Regions from separate parts of the Mus musculus genome. Here region 1 is linked to region 2. The links are chromatin loops, found by intact Hi-C in ENCODE. Cell type or tissue: heart. All regions are shown on one strand. Links, peaks and the distances in the headings refer to the core of each region. The heading gives the core; the rest is flanking DNA. Region 1 holds the start of Gcc2 (GRIP and coiled-coil domain containing 2). Region 2 has its middle 11 kb from the start of Gm40668.

Region 1 (7,756 bases), core at 1,733-6,732, 65 kb after region 2:
AAAAGTTAGAGATATGACATTATCAATAATATTGAACCATCAAGTGAAATGGATAAAAATTCCTAAAATAACCCAGCTTTACTTACTCAAGAAACACAGGACTACATCTAGTTTGGACACTGTGACAGGAATCAATCTTTCTTTCTTTCTTTTAAAAGATTTATTTATTTTATTTTATATGAGTACACTGTAGCTATCTGAAGAATTACTGTTTGATTCAAATAATCTTAGGAAGAAAGCTTTACAAGATGTTTTTAGTTGTCTTGATAGAAAGATGTAATAAAGTTCAAAATCTTTGATTCAAAAGAATCAAGAATAGAATGTGCCCACTCCTCATAATAATAAGTAAAGACTGTATAATAAATACAATGAGCTTTCATACTTACACTAAAAAGAGATAGGCTTGTATTCAAGGGAAAGCAATCAGGATGAAAGCTTCATCCCAGGATGAAGCCACAGGTGTACACTATGATAGGACAAGGCCATATGAAATTGTTGCTTTGAACTTACAGAATGAAACACTGCTTCAAACTTAATATTGAGATCCTTTTGTAACTCCCATTTTATATAACATTTTATCTATGAGGTAATTTTCTGAGAACTTTTGAATATAAAAAAGGACAGAGAAAAGAAATAAAGTGTGAATGTGTGTACGTGTCTGTGTATATTTGCCTGTGTAATGGGTTTTTAACTATTTTCCTTTTCTTCCTCCTCTCTGGTTCACAAAGAGTTAACCAGACTGGCCAGTGAGGGGCTCCTGGCTGCCTGGTCAGAGAAGGGAGCACTAGCAATAAATCCTTTACCTAAAACTCTCCCACCCCCCAGTTGTTAACCAACAGGTGCTAATGTGTCTGAAGCTGTCCACTTCTGGCCCCAGAATAACAGAAGAATGAAGGAGATGAAATATTATTCATACTAAGCAACTTTTACTTTCGCAAAACCACGTTTTGCCCTCAGCAGACCTCCTCTGCTGCCTTCTAGAGAGAACCAGTGCCCAGGCAGGCTCTCAGCAGTAAATCTCATTAACAGAGGTTAAGATATAGAAGAGAGATCTCAAATACTGAAGACAAGATAGAAAAAATGGATAGCTCAGTCAAAGAAAACGTGAAATCTGGGAAAACCCAAGGCATCCAGAATAGACCATATCTACAAATAGTGGGGATACAAGGTCAAAGGCATGGAAATATTTTTAACAAAGTCATAGAAGAAAACTTCTGTAATTTAAAGAAGGAGGTACCATCAGGAACACCAAATAGGCAGGACCAGAAACTTCCGCATGATACATATTGATCAGCCTTAACCACACAGAAGAAAGAAAGGATATTGAAAGCTGCAAGGGAAAAGGACCAAGTCACTTTTAAAGGCAGGCCCAGCAGAATAGTGCCTGACTTTCCAAAGTTAAACTAAGATCATATGAGCAATTTAAGCAAAACCATGACCCCTAGTAAAAGAAAGCAGAAGGAATAATTAAAAGTCTCTCAATCGGGGCTGGTGAGATGGCTCAGCAGTTAAGAGCACCGACTGCTCTTCTGAAGGTCCTGAGTTTAAATCCCAGCAACCACATGGTAGCTCACAACCATCCGTAACAAGATCTGACTCCCTCTTCTGGTGTGTCTGAAGACAGCTACAGTGTACTTATATATAATAAATAAATAAATCTTAAAAAAAAAAGTCTCCTAATCCAAAAAACCCAGGGCCAGACAGTCCATGCAGAATTTTACCATACCTTCAAAAAGGAAAAATTAGATAAAACTCCTTTATGAGCATACTCTTAATAAAATACTTGGAGCTGGTACTTGCTGGGAGAAGGAAAATCAGCATTCTACAACAGAGTAACACTGGGTATATCAACCACAAGGTAGGCCTCACACTCAAGAGTAGTTGACCTATCTAAAAATCCATGGTGTTTTGCGTGTTTTGTTATGATTTGAGGTTTTTTTTTTTTTTTTTCTTAGACAGGAAAAGACCATGAAGTTGGGTGGGTAAGGAAGAGCAGAAGAGTTGGGAGGACCTGGGGTTGGGGTAGGGAAAGAATATGAGCACAATATATTGTATGAAACATTTTAAAATAATTTAAAAGTCGCAACAAAACCTAATTTTTATTGCATGTGTATGAGTGTTTGCCTACGTGCATGTATGTGTACCATGTGTGTGACTGGTGCCTGTAGAGGCCAGGCACAGGAACTGGAGTTACACAGATGGTTGTGAGCCACCATGTAGTCCTTGGGAACCCACCTGGGGTCCTCTGCAAGTACAGAAAGCACTCTTAACTGCAAAGCCATAGCCAGTCCTAAAGGAAAATCCCTGATGAGCATTCCAAAGATGTTCTGTGGCATACTCTGCAGAATGCCTCTTCTAATCTTTATAAACAACCATTGTTTTTGATACCGAAAAGCTAAAACTAATCTCCTGATCACCCAGGGTGAAAAAATAAGAACAAGGAAACAAAGACAGTCTGTCTTGACATTACTGGGAGACCAAAGACTCCTTAGGACTTCCTACTTCCATACTTCTGGAAATCATTTCTAATTTCTGTGAAACTGAGAAAACTTCTGTTGCCTGGTATCATAGCATATACCTTTAATACCAGTACTCTGGATCAGGTGGATCTCTGAGTTATAGACAGGCCTGGTCTACAAAGAGAGTTCTAGGAAAGCCAAAACTACACAGAGAAACCGCTTTTTTTTTTAAAAAAAGAAAAATTTTCTGTTCAACAAAACTAAAACTTTCCATATGTTTTTGTGCTTTTGCTCAGCATATAAAGTTCTACAGCAGGTCATAGCTCTCAATAAAGAGTAGAGCAAGCCTTAAAAAAGTAGAAAACAACAAAGTTTGGAGCTGAGACAGAAGGATGGACCATCCAGAGACTGCCCCACCCGGGGATTCATCCCATAATCAGCCCCCAAACCCAGACACTATTGCATACGCCAGCAAGATTTTGCTGAAAGGACCCTGATATAGCTGTCTCTTGTAAGGCTTTGCCAGTGCCTGGCAAACACAGAAGTGGATGCTCACAGTCAGCTATTGGATGGAACACAGGGCCCCCAATGGAGGAGCTAGAGAAAGTTCCCAAGGAGATGAAGGGGTCTGCAACACTATAGGTGGAACAACAATATGAACTAACCAGTACCCCCAGAGCTCGTGTCTCTAGCTGCATATGTAGCAGAAGATGGCCTAGTCGGCCATCATTGGGAAGAGAGGCCCCTTGGTCTTGCAAACTTTATATGCCCCGGTGGTACAGGGGAACGCCAGGGCCAAGAAGTAGGAGTGGGTGGGTAGAGGAGCTGGCGGGGGGGGGGGGGTAATAGGGGATAACATTTGAAATGTAAATGAAGAAAATACCTAATAAAAAATTGGAAAAAGAAAAAAGTACGTAATAATTTACGCTTGCCTAGAATGGTGGTGTATGCCTTTAATCCCAGCACTCAGGAGGCAGAAGAAGGCAGATACCCTGTTTCTATTATTTCTTTTGTTTCTAAAATTTCCTGTGCAATCATTCTTAGGTACCCGTAGGGACAAATCTATCAAAACCAACTGTTAATCCAGTCAGTAAGTTTGACCAAGATGCCTAGCAAAGAGGTGTGCAGTGTAAGGAAACAGTGCAAACCTTTACAGGATCACTGTCAAAGTCCAGTTTCAGAACTGCAACAGATCTAAAGGGCAGCCAGAGCAATTCTTTACAGGAAACAGAGGCTTCAGGAAGCCGGAGTGCCATGCGAATGGAGAGACACACTGGAGCCATCTCCTGAAACTGCAACAGGTCTGTGGTGACTGTTACAGGTGCAGGATAAAGGAAATAGGAAGGAAAGCAACTCAAAAGTTAAATGGTACAAAAACTAATAATGACACCTAGTGGTAGGGACCTGGCAAGGTTAGTTGAGATTACAAAGGGAATGTGTTACCATCCCCCACACTGCCTGAGGAGGCTAGAATGGAAGCTATCAAATGTGGGTCGGCAGCCAAGTATAAATCTATCTGCATGTGATGGAAGTGCTACATATGGCCAAGTTTTCTAGGGAGATCAGAGCAGGAAAGGTACTTTAGTACTAACGACAGTCAGGGAGGACTGCCGACTCTTTGTTTGAAGTGAGTCATGTCCCCTTCACTCTGAGTTAAACAACTAGTAGGCTAAACCAAGGCCAGTGATGAGGAGATCAAACGAAGAGCAAGAGTGTCTGCAGCAGGGAGACAGTCCTCACAAAGATTTTATCTATTACTGGGCATTTCCTATAAGTAAACAAAAATTGCCTCATTACCTTAATAATATCATCAGTTCCTCCATCAACAGGTTTTGATTTGAGTTCTTCAACTTCTTTGTCTAATTCTAAATAATAAAAGAGATTCCAGGTCAAAAATCAAGAAAATAATTACTCCTAAACTGACAAGTACATGCTGAGAATCCCAAGCCTATAAATTAGAATGGATTTAAGAAGTGAGTACTCAGAGAAATGGGAACTCCATCCAAACAGCAGCAGTCGTTTTTCTTCTCCCGCTTACTATGAACAACTTCCTTTGGAAGAGCGGCCTACCTTCCCACTCCCCTGCTTTAGTGCACATGAGTACCTGCGCTTCATCTGAAGCTGTACTCACGTCTTCTTCCTTTCCTGTCTTTCCTTATCCGTCCACATAGACGTAGAGGGCTTGCTATGTTGCCCAAGCTGGTGTTGAAATCCTGGGCTCAACGGATGCTTCTGTCTTAGCCGCTAGAAAATCAGAAACCAGGTGTGTGCACCCCTATGACAAACTACCCTGAAAACTTGGAAGCATGTCCCATACATTCTATTATTTTTGTTGTAAATATTTGCTGTATAATCTCAAAGCAATAACTAAATTTCTATCAAACACGTGTATTAATCTATTTCATCAATACAGGTCTAGTTCCAAAGCTTAGGTCATCTCCCCAAATAAATTACTTGAGTACAAACTGTTTCAATTTCTAAAAATAAACTCTATCTGTTCTGGTTAGGAAAACAACAAGAAGAACAAACCCTTGGCGTTTAAAATTTTAAGTTAATGAGAATTCAAGAGTTCTTAAATGGGGCATCGACCAACTCCAGCATGTGCCTATACTTCCAACTTCCCAGAATGTCTGGAGGATTACACCTTGTGCCTTTTACATTTCAGCTGATTTCTCTAAAAGACATATTTAATTTAGAAAAATTTACAACTCATACGAAGTAAAAAAGGGTTTCATTTTACTATTAAAAAGATATTCCAGCCGGATGGTGGTGGTGCACGCCTTTAAATTCCAGCACTTGGGAGGCAGAGGCAGGCGGATTTCTGAGTTCGAGGCCAGCCTGGTTTACAGAGTGAGTTCCAGGACAGCCAGGGATACACAGAGAAACCCTGTCTCGAACCCCCACCCCCACCCCCCTCAAAAAAAAAGATATTCCTCTTGGGGTGGAGAGGTGGCTCAGTGGTTAAGAACACTGGCTGCTCTTCCAGAGGACCTGGCTTCAATTTCCAGAACCCACATGGTGGCTCACAACTGTAACTACAGTTCCAGGGAATCCAAAACTCTAACAAAGACATACATATAGGCAAAACACGCGCGCACACACACACTGAATTAAAAATTCATTTGTTCCTTTACTTATTCAAAGGCAACTGCAGGGCTAGGCATGGTGGTCTACTGAAAAGCTCTGATTTAAACCCAGTACCTGTACACCTTGCTTTGGCTTTCTGCAGGAGCATCATTTGCTTCTTGGCAAACTTGATGAGATCTTCTCTGGGCAACGTTTCTAGCTGAAAGATGGAGTCGTATTATTGAGTTTTAAAACCCATGCTTTTAGTACGGCCACCAAAAGAAACACAGTGTCTGCCGAAAACCAAAGAGAGACACTCTAAACAGTTGAGCCAGTCACATTTTTTAAATTGAGAAACGTAACTTCAATAACTAAAAGTAATTAGGTGAATGGAAAATCAAACCAAAACCCCAGCACAAAACTCTTACAGAGAACACTGAGTTCTCTAGCTGTACAAGAAGGGCTTGGAACTCAAGATTTCTCGAGCTGTAGAACTCATTCTGTTGGAAGCTAACAACATAACTACATTCACAGGTGAATCGGGTCACATTTAGACTTCAACTAAAATATTAGGGTTTACTAACTGAAAATTACTTAATCTTTGTGCACAACGTTTCCTCATCTGCAGAATGAGAATAGGGAAGATACGTATTTCAGGAAGCTTACCTGAAAGAATCTGTTACTTCAGCAAATGCCTAGAAATCAGTCTTCAAACACTACATTTTGGTAATAAATTGTGCCCCTACCTTTCTGAATCACTTAGCATAAAACATTGCACAGTGCTGTAAGAACAACCTTATTCCACCCTCAACTCTGGAGCTGGAGCCAACAGGATATAGTTCCTTGCTTCTTCCTGCCTCTTATCTAATCCCCTCGGCTTCGTGTCACTGTGTAAACTTTCATTAAACAGACTAGCTAAATGTTTGAAATACAGCATCGTGCTAACAAGGAGCAGGAAGTAAACAAACTGCTCGCACATCAGGAAATTTAAAAAAGAACAGGAAATCTGTAAGTAAATTAAAATGAAACTCCCTGAGGAAAGGTTAGTTCTTTTTTTTTTTTTTTTTTTTTTTTAAATAATTCTCCCCATGCCAAAGTTTTCCGATTCATTAACCTTATGCGCTACAGGGAACCAGGCGGCTGAGTGCTCTCCTCACCTTGGATTTCGGGGTCCCGGAGGGTGCTGCAGCTACGGCATCTGGAGCAGAATCCTGTAAAACAAACCATAAAAAGAGCTCATCCCAATTCCAGGTACAAGGCGCGGCCAAACAAATCTGTGCAGAGGAGGACCCCTTTAGGCGGTAGGGACCGGAGCTGGGCCGTCGCCACGGCCGGAGCCAGCACCAGGTTCAATGCCAAGCGCCGCGGCGGGGGTCTGGGCGCGAGGGCGGGGACAGGGTGCTCCCATGCCCTCCCACCCCTCGAGCGGCACAGCGGGCCAGCGGGGCGGCGCGACGCCCACCGTTACCTCCATCGCGGCTGCGACCCGCGGCTGCCTCCACCGCCTCTTCAGGAGTCTCGGCTGCTCCGCCTCCGAGGCTGCCGAGCGCGGGTCAAAGGTCTCGTTACGAGGCGACTACGCCTCCCCGCGTCTCCAAGGCTACGCAGAGCTGGCACTTCCGCTTCCTCCTTGGTGTCCGGGAGGAAGTCGTCTTTGCGCAGGTCCCCTGGCCGGTGCCGGAACGCGCTGAGTCGCCCTGCACTACTACCCTGTGCCAGGTGACAGGTTTGAGCACACGTTCCTTTGATCACTTCGTTTTCTAATTTTTAAAGATGTGCTTTACAAATATAACTATCCCGACTAGCAGGCATATGTGAAACAAATAGTTTTATAGGTGACTTTAATTCTGTCATGTTCAAAATAGGTTCCTCTGTGAGTAGTAATAAGGAATAAATTACTGAATCCGTTACTTTCTCAGGAGTTTCAAAATGCTGGCATGCTGTCTCTGTATTGCTAAATATTAATTTGCCGGCTGAGGTGCTTCTCGTGTTGTTTATATTGTCAACTTGAAAGGATCTAGAATCATCTAGGAGAGAGCCTCTAGACATGTATGTGAAATTTATCTAGATTAGATTACTTGAGCTATGGAGACCCCCAGTAACTGTGGGTGGCAGCATTCCACAGACTGGTAACCCTGGTTGCATAAAAAAGGATAACTCAGACTGAATTCCAGCATTCACTTCAAAGAACCCATCGAGGTCACAGTGTGGGAAGGTACACGTGACTAGTC
Region 2 (7,756 bases), core at 942-5,941:
ATACACATACATGCAAGCAAAACAACTATGCACAAAATTAAGAACAACAACTACCACAACCACCCACCACTGGAGAAGGTTTAGCATTAGAAAACAGGTTGTATAATTCTTGCTTTAAATAGCTTAAGGCATTAAGCTCTGAGTCCTCTGGAATACATTAAGGTTCTGTAGGCAATGTAAATGGTCTTCCTGAATTAAGAAACCATAGCTTAGAGCGGTTGTAAGAACTGTAAAATCAACAAGTGGTTTGACACGTTTTTCCTGCTATTTTAATGCAACCCTACTCAATGATATGGTCTGAACTGAGGCATACTTAAAGGATCGTCTCAAGAACAAATGTGTTACTGAAAATATACTTGGAGAATTAGGCTCTGCTCTCCCATTATGGCTTTCTAAGGTTGCTGAGTTTCTCCACCCGAAGGAGAGGCTGAGCCCTCCCAGGGAAGGAGAGAAAGCTCATTTCCAGAACCCGCACTTAGCATCATAAAGAACTACCAAGGAGAAGAGCCACTTGGCTCACACAAAGAGAGAGAATGCAAATGCTAAAATCAATATAGTGCAATCTCATAATAAACAAACAAGCAAGTAAGGGCACAATCCTGATGGACTTTTTTTCTCCAAGACTGTAGAGCACACTGTAGAGCACAGAACAGCTAAAGAACTAAGGTATTTCAGGGCTGGGGATATTACCTCAGGGGATAGAGTACTTCCCTTACATACATAAAGCCATGGACTTGACCCCCAGCTCTGCAGAAACCCATGAAAAACGGGTGAGACATGCCTTTATTCTAGCATTCAAGAGGAGGATGAGAAATTAAAAAATCACCCTTGGCTTACTTACTTTAGATCCTCGGTTGCTTTACGTTCTTGGTTACTATGGCTACAATAGTAAGTTCAAGGCTGGCCTAGACTATGAGACCCAGACTTAAAACAAAAACACAAACAAAGCAAAACATCCCACAAGGCGATTTCCCTACTTCAGAAGCAGACATAGGACATGGCACATTTAGAAAGTGCCATCAGAGTTTCCCTGTTCATGATGGCACTGCCTTACAGGAACTTTAGGACCCAGGGTTGCTCTTTGTCATTAAGTCCTAATAATCAAGTCAAAATCCTGTCTCAAAAAACTCAACCAAACAAACTCCCTATGAATGAAAAGTCCATACTACAGCTCTCATTCAAGAACTATTTTGGGGCTGAAGAGAGAGATGGCTCGGTGGGTGAAAACATGAATATTACAGAAGACCCTCGTTCCATTCCTAGCTCCCAATTCAGTCACCTCACAAACCCCCTGTAACTCCAGACTTAGGGGCATCCTCTGGCCTCTGTAGGTACCTGCACTTACATGCTCATGCCCACAAACATACATATCGTTAAAAAGAAAAAAAAAAAAGAAATACTGGGAAGGCCACGATAGCTTTACCGAATTCTTTACATACAGGATAAGAATGTCAATTTCTCCTTTAAGTGTCTGATGAAATAAATAATACAGTCACTCTGAGAAAACATTCCATCCATTTCTTTAAAAGGTAAACGTAAAATTACTGCACAGTCTGGCAAGTTTATACATTTAGACATTTATTTTACAGAAAGGAAAAACATGATCATGTTCACACTAAAACCTGTACATGAACACCCACACTAACTTTATTTTTAATTTCTTAAAAAAAAAAAAAAAAAAAAAAAAGGCAAACACCCAAATGTCTTTCAGGTGAAGAGTACAACAAACTGCTGTACATCCATGTTATCACTCAGCAAACTATGGCACAGGAAAGGAAGACTGTGTAACTCCACTTATCCGGGATACTGAAAAGTTAAAACAAGCAAGAAAAATGGCAGTTGCCAGGAGCTGGGGGAACAAGGAATGGAGAACTGTTCACTGTGTACAACAGCTTCAGTTTTGTAGATGTCTGAGGGCAACAGTAGTGTACCAATATGGATGTACTTAATGCATAAAAATGGGGGCGGGGCGCACATGGTGGTCACATCTGTAACCCCTGCAATCAATATTCCACACATCCTTTATCCAGGTGGACAATGTCCATGGCCAATACAATAATTGCTTCTGATGAGTACAGTGGTTGTACAAATTCTTAGCTCTTGATCCTCTTCCTAGGTGCCTGGAACCCAATGGTAAGTGTGCGGACAGTGCCCCTGCTACATCCCAAAGCAATAGAGCTTGAGCACATTATTATGTTAAACACTGGGCTGAGTTAGAAGCATTTTTTCTTGAAATACTATTTGTTCTGAAGGAACATCAAAAAAAAAAAAAAAAAAAAACCAACAGTGACTTAGCAAACATTTCCTTGAAACTAAATTTTGGGGACAACTGACAATATTTTGTTGATAATGAGAAAAGCTTCGCGATTTCCACTGAAAATTGCAATGCTGGAGTGTGAAGCCTGTCGAGTCTGACAGCTTCCTGAATAGTTAAGAACTGAATGAAACCGGTGGTGATGTTAACGAAGCTCACTTAGAGACATTAATACCCTGTGTTAGCATCCAGAATCTTCCTTAATAGGGTAAGCCAATAAAAATCCATTATGAGTAACAGTTCCATTCAAATACAAGACAGTCTGAGGAATTTTCATATAACTGTGAGCTCGGGTTTCATATTAAAACTAGTCTTTGAAGAAACATCTTCTGAACTTCTGGCAGAATCATAAAGAATACCCACAAGTATTTGGAAAAGCCATTCGAATATTTCTCTTCATCTACTTAAAATCGAATTTCTTTTAAATAGTTCATTCAAAACACATCACAAAAGACAATGCAAAAGGGGAACCCAGCTGCTTTTTCTATTAAGCCAGACGTGGAAAGGATCTGTAAAACAAACATGTATCAGGCTGTTCGTCTTAACTTTTCTGTTTAGGGTATGCTATTTTCATTCAATTGTTATGCATGTTAATAGATCACGTATCATTCAACGAATAAACATTTTACACGTCCGTTTTCATTTCTAATATAACAAATGTATTGGACTGCGTGACCCTGAGACCCTCTGATCCATTCTTCTTGTCGGTAGAATGTAAAGTACTATTAGCCAAACTCTGGGACAGCATCTGCCCTTACACCCCTAGGCCGCACAGGACAGCTCAGCAGGACCATGAAGGCCTCTCCCGCCTCGGGCTTGGGCGGTGTGTGTCCGGGCCTCTCGCCAGCCGCAGGCCGCGCGGAGGCGAAGGTTGCCCGCCCGCCGGGCCGGGCCCAGAGGAGGCTCGGGCAGCGGCGGGTCGCAGAGCGCGCGCGCGCCCGTACCTGTTGGTCATTCCGGCCGCCACGCCCAGCATCTCCGCGGTCCACGCCGGGTCAGTCTGTGCCTCAGTCCCCGCCGCGGCGGCCGCACCCTCTTCCCTCGCTGCGGCGGCGAGCAGTCGATTTGAGGGCCGGTCCCAGGCAGGAAGGGGGCGGGACGAGGCGGCCCCGCGGCCACTAGCTGGTAGTGGCCCGCAAATGGCGGCGTTGACCACGCCCCGAAGAGCGCCAGCCTAGGCTCGCGAGGGGGCGTGGCTAAGGCCCGCCAAAGCCGGACTAGGGCGGGGCGAAGTTTTCTGAGAGGGCGTGGTTAAACCTCGCGTGGGTAGGACGGTGCGCTTGGGGTGTTGCGTAGACTGGGCGGGCCGGGGGTTGGGGGGAGGGACCCGGAACGGGGCGGAGCGAAGTCAAGGGGCAGAGGCTGGGAGGTGGAGCGCGGCGAAGACCCTCCAGCATTGGGCCGTTTTGGGTCTTGGCCCCGCTCCTTAATTGTCATAGCTCCTCCTTCCTCCACATAGTCCCGCCCCTTCTTCGGCTTGGCCCCAAGCCTGCTTTCTCCAAGTTTGGCTGTAGGCGCTTTTCCTAGCCCCAAGCAGGCAGAGAGGCTTATGGGTGTTCCGAGGGTGGAGGATCACAGAGTCTAATCGCCGGGAACACTTGGTAGGGTGTAATGGTCAAAGAACAGGCAAGAGTACCCTTGGCTTGAGCCTCTGACTCAACTTGGCGTTAGGCCACCTGGTTCTGTCTGAAGGGCGTGGGGATTATACAGGGTTCCCATCTGCTCTGCGAAGGTCCTAAGGAGATTGTGCCAAAGAGGATGTCCTGCAAGTCTTCCAGGGAGGAGGCCTCATCTGGATTGTGCATTTCCAGCCTGCCGGACTTTCTTGCTCTGTTAGAATTTTAGCTGACCTCCAAGATGGCTCAACAATTCAATCCCTGATGGTGTAAGGAGACAATCATTTCCACTTGTCCTTTGACCTCCAAACACATATATACACAATAAATAAATGCTACGAAATAGAATTTAAAGATTTTTGCTTCCAAAAGGAAAAAAAAAATCTTGCTGCCATTTTGGGATAGTTGGGTAAAAACTGGCTGCTTCTTGATTAGTGGTTTTTAGCTTCATCATAGTAATGCCATTTGAGGAATGTGCTTTCAGAGTGATTCTACTTCTGTGGTTGACCAAAGTCTGCCACAAAGAAAGCTTAGAAAAATATGGTTGTTCTAGAAAACGGGATTGAATTTCTAACTGCTCAACTTTACAGTATCTCAGAATAAAAAAGGATGCTACCATGACAATTTCTTTATTGTTGACCAGGCTGTCAACAGTCAGCTTTTAAAAACAAAATTTGATATTTGGACGTTTTTCACATATGTGTGAATATGTACACCAAAAATACAAAGTACACACAAATTGAAAAAAAAATGTGTGTGTGAGTATGAGTGCATTCATATATGCCTACTCACCACCTATGTACCCCTCAGAGACTAGAGGACAGCGTTGGAGCCCTTGGATCTGGGGTTACAGATGTTTGTGAGCTGACCTGTGAGTGCTGGGAACTAAACTGAGGTCCTCTGCAAGAGCACCAAGCATGCTTCACTGCTTAGCTCTTTCTGCAGCCCCACAAAGAGTTAATGAAAAGAATATCCAAAATAAATAGTTAAATATGCATCCCTCCCCCCACAGCTGTGCATAGTGGTGCACACGTTTAATCCCAGCACTCAGGAGGCGGAGGCAGATGGATCTCTGTGAATTGGAGGCCAGCCTGGTCCACATAGAGAGTTCTAGAACAGCCACAGCTACATAGTGAGACCCTGTCTCCAAACAAACAAAAATAAAACAAAAACTAAGAAAATGATGAGGCTTTTTTTTTTTATTTTCCATCTCCCTTTGTCTCTACCACATAAGTGTGTAATAAGAGGACAGGGGAAACCATTTCCTGCCCCCAAATAATAGACTAGTTAGACAACTCCTTTATCTTCAGAACTAAGTTTTACTCTATCTTTACCATTTTTGTTATACTAGAAAACTAATACTACGTGCTGGGCAATATTGTACATTAATTCAGAGTGAAATCTTGGACTCTAAATGTCCTGGGTTCAAAACTCACATTGAAGAAGCCAAGAGTCCAGTAGTTGCTCAGTGAGAAAGTTCAATGACTCAGCAGTCCAAATCTGGCATTGAAAGCCTAGAACAATCCTGGAGACCTGCATTGGAAGCTCAACGAAATTAGCTCAAAGAACCTCAAAGAGGACCAACAGGTAAAAAGGAAAGTTCACACTCTTGTTCTTATATCTGGGCTACCACCAGAAGGATGCTGCCTACTTTCAGGCTTCAAATAAATTGATCTTTTTAAAAAAGAAATTCACAGGAGTGCCCAGTGGGTGAGTTGATTCCCGATTCAGTGAAGTTTATAACAAAGATGAGCCCGACATCACATTCTCTGAACACCAAGGTCTTTACAACACCTGAGAAAGGAACCTAAGGCTTCATGTACAGAAAGCAAGGATTCTTCCACTGAGCTACATTCCAGCCCCACGCTGATCATGTTAAGAAAAAACTTGGACAAGGAGAATATTTGTGCAAGATGTTTCTGGAAAAAGGACAGTTTAGCATTCCTAAAATTCCACTCCGCTGAGTTGTGCATGACAAATCCCATTACTCCCACATGATCATGTATGAGATCAGTGGAGTTTATAAGAACCCAGTCTGACTTCATTTTTAAATATTTTTTTGAATCCATCATGTACAATATTTCTTGTATTGGGGCTGGAGAAATAGTTCAGCAAAAAAATCCACTTGAGCTGGGCGTGGCACACACCTTTAATCCCAGCACTTGGGAGGCAGAGGCAGGTGGATTTCTGAGTTTGAGGCCAGCCTGGTCTACAAAGTGAGTTCCAGGACAGCCAGAGCTATACAGAGAAACCCTGTCTTGAAAAACAAACAACAAACAACAAAACAAACAAACAAACAAAAATCCACTTGAGGGATTGTTGCCAATGAGTATGGGAAGGGACCTTGTTGACATAGGTTCGGTCTTATTGGAGAAAAGGTTTAACTAGAGATGAGCTTTGAGGTTTCTGCCCGGTCTTACTGCCTCTCTCTGCTGCCTGCCTAAATCAGTATATAAACCTCTCAGCTACAACTCCAGTATTATGCTCTCCACCATGATAACAGAATAACCCTCTGAAACTGTACACAAGACTCTGATTAAATACTTTTACCGGAGTTGCCTGGGTCATGGTATCTCTTCACAGCAGTAGACCAGGAACCAAAACAGTGAGACTTCCATTGCTATCCTGAAATATGGAGTTCTCTTTTAAAATGTTTTATTCTTTAATCCTTTTTTACAGTCCAGTCTTTTTCCCCCTCCCAGTTTGCCCTCTGACCATTCCTCATCTTATACCTCCCCCCACCTCTGTCTCCAAGAAGATGTCCCCACTCTTTCCACCCCTACCTCACCAGACCTCCCCACTCCCTGAGGTCTCAAGTCTCTAGGGTTAGGTGCATCTTGTCTCACTAAGGACAGATCTGTCACTGCTCTGCTGTATATGTTTCTGGGGGCCTCATATCAGGGGTGTATGTTGCCTGGCTCAGGGTCTGAGAGATCTCAGGGGTCCAGGTTAGTTGAGATTGCTGGTCTTCCTACGGGGTTGCCCTACTCCTCAGCTTCTTCCAGCTTTTCCCTAATTCAACCACAGGGGTCCCCAGCTTCTGTTCATTATTTGAGTGTAAGTATCTGCATCTCACTCCATCAGCTGCTTGTTGGGCCTTTTGGAGGGCAGTCATGCTAGGCTCCTGTTTGTAAGCACACCATATCATCCATCAGCAATAGTGTCAGGTCTTGGGGCCTCCCCTTGAACGGGATCCCAATTTGGGCCTGTCACTGGATCTCCTTTCCCTTAGGCTCTTCTCCATTTTTGTCCTGATAAGAGCAATTATGGGTCAGAGTTTTTGACTGTGGGATGGCAACCCCATACCTCCACTTGATGCCCTGTCTTTCTACTGGAGGTGGACTCTACAAGTTCCTTCTCCCCACTGTAGAGAATTTCATCTAAGGCCCCTCCCTTTGAGTTCTGAGTCTTTCACCTTCCAAGTCTCTGGTACATTCTGGAGGGTCCCCCAACCTCCTACCTCCAAAGGTTGCCTGTTTCCACTCTTTCTGCTGGCCCTCAGGGCTTCAGTCCTGTTCCCCACTTCAATACCTGATCATGTTCCCCTTTCCCCCTCCTTGTCCCCTTTCCTACCCAGGTCCCTCCTTTCCTCTGTCCCCCGACCCCCAATTGCTTTCTTCTCCCTCCCAAGTGGGATTGAAGCATCCTCACTTGGGCCCTTCGGCTTAACATTCTTTTTTTTTTTTTATTTATTTATTTATTTATTTATTTATTTATTTATTTATTATATGTAAGTACACTGTAGCTGTCCTCAGATACTCCAGAAAAGGGCATCAGATTTCGTTACGGATGGTTGTGAGCCACCATGTGGTTGCTGGGATTTGAA

What was found. Peaks named below come from ENCODE experiments on the same cell type or tissue, not always from the same donor. Only the 100,000 strongest peaks of a DNase experiment are listed, where the experiment ranks them.
Region 1: it touches region 2 in a loop (2.8-fold over the local background); 2 of 42 quality-filtered maps call a loop at or near these places.

What each region holds. Positions count from the first base shown.
Region 1 is chr10:58,254,809-58,262,564 of GRCm38, reverse strand. It overlaps Gcc2 (GRIP and coiled-coil domain containing 2), which reads right to left and starts at 7,039. Exons shown (of 23, transcript NM_027375.2): 1 at 6,994-7,039; 2 at 6,683-6,736; 3 at 5,661-5,745; 4 at 4,257-4,324. The coding sequence starts at 6,999. In heart, for the core only: a CTCF peak has its summit at 3,852 (motif pointing left); no DNase peak of the experiment used is centred there; H3K4me3 peaks cover 752 bases; H3K27ac peaks cover 125 bases.
Region 2 is chr10:58,319,190-58,326,945 of GRCm38, reverse strand. It overlaps a transcript of Lims1 not described here. Among named protein-coding and RNA genes, the nearest start is that of Gm40668, 11 kb to the right of the region's middle. In heart, for the core only: no CTCF peak of the experiment used is centred there; DNase peaks (open chromatin) are centred at 3,495 and 3,875; H3K4me3 peaks cover 2,946 bases; H3K27ac peaks cover 2,087 bases.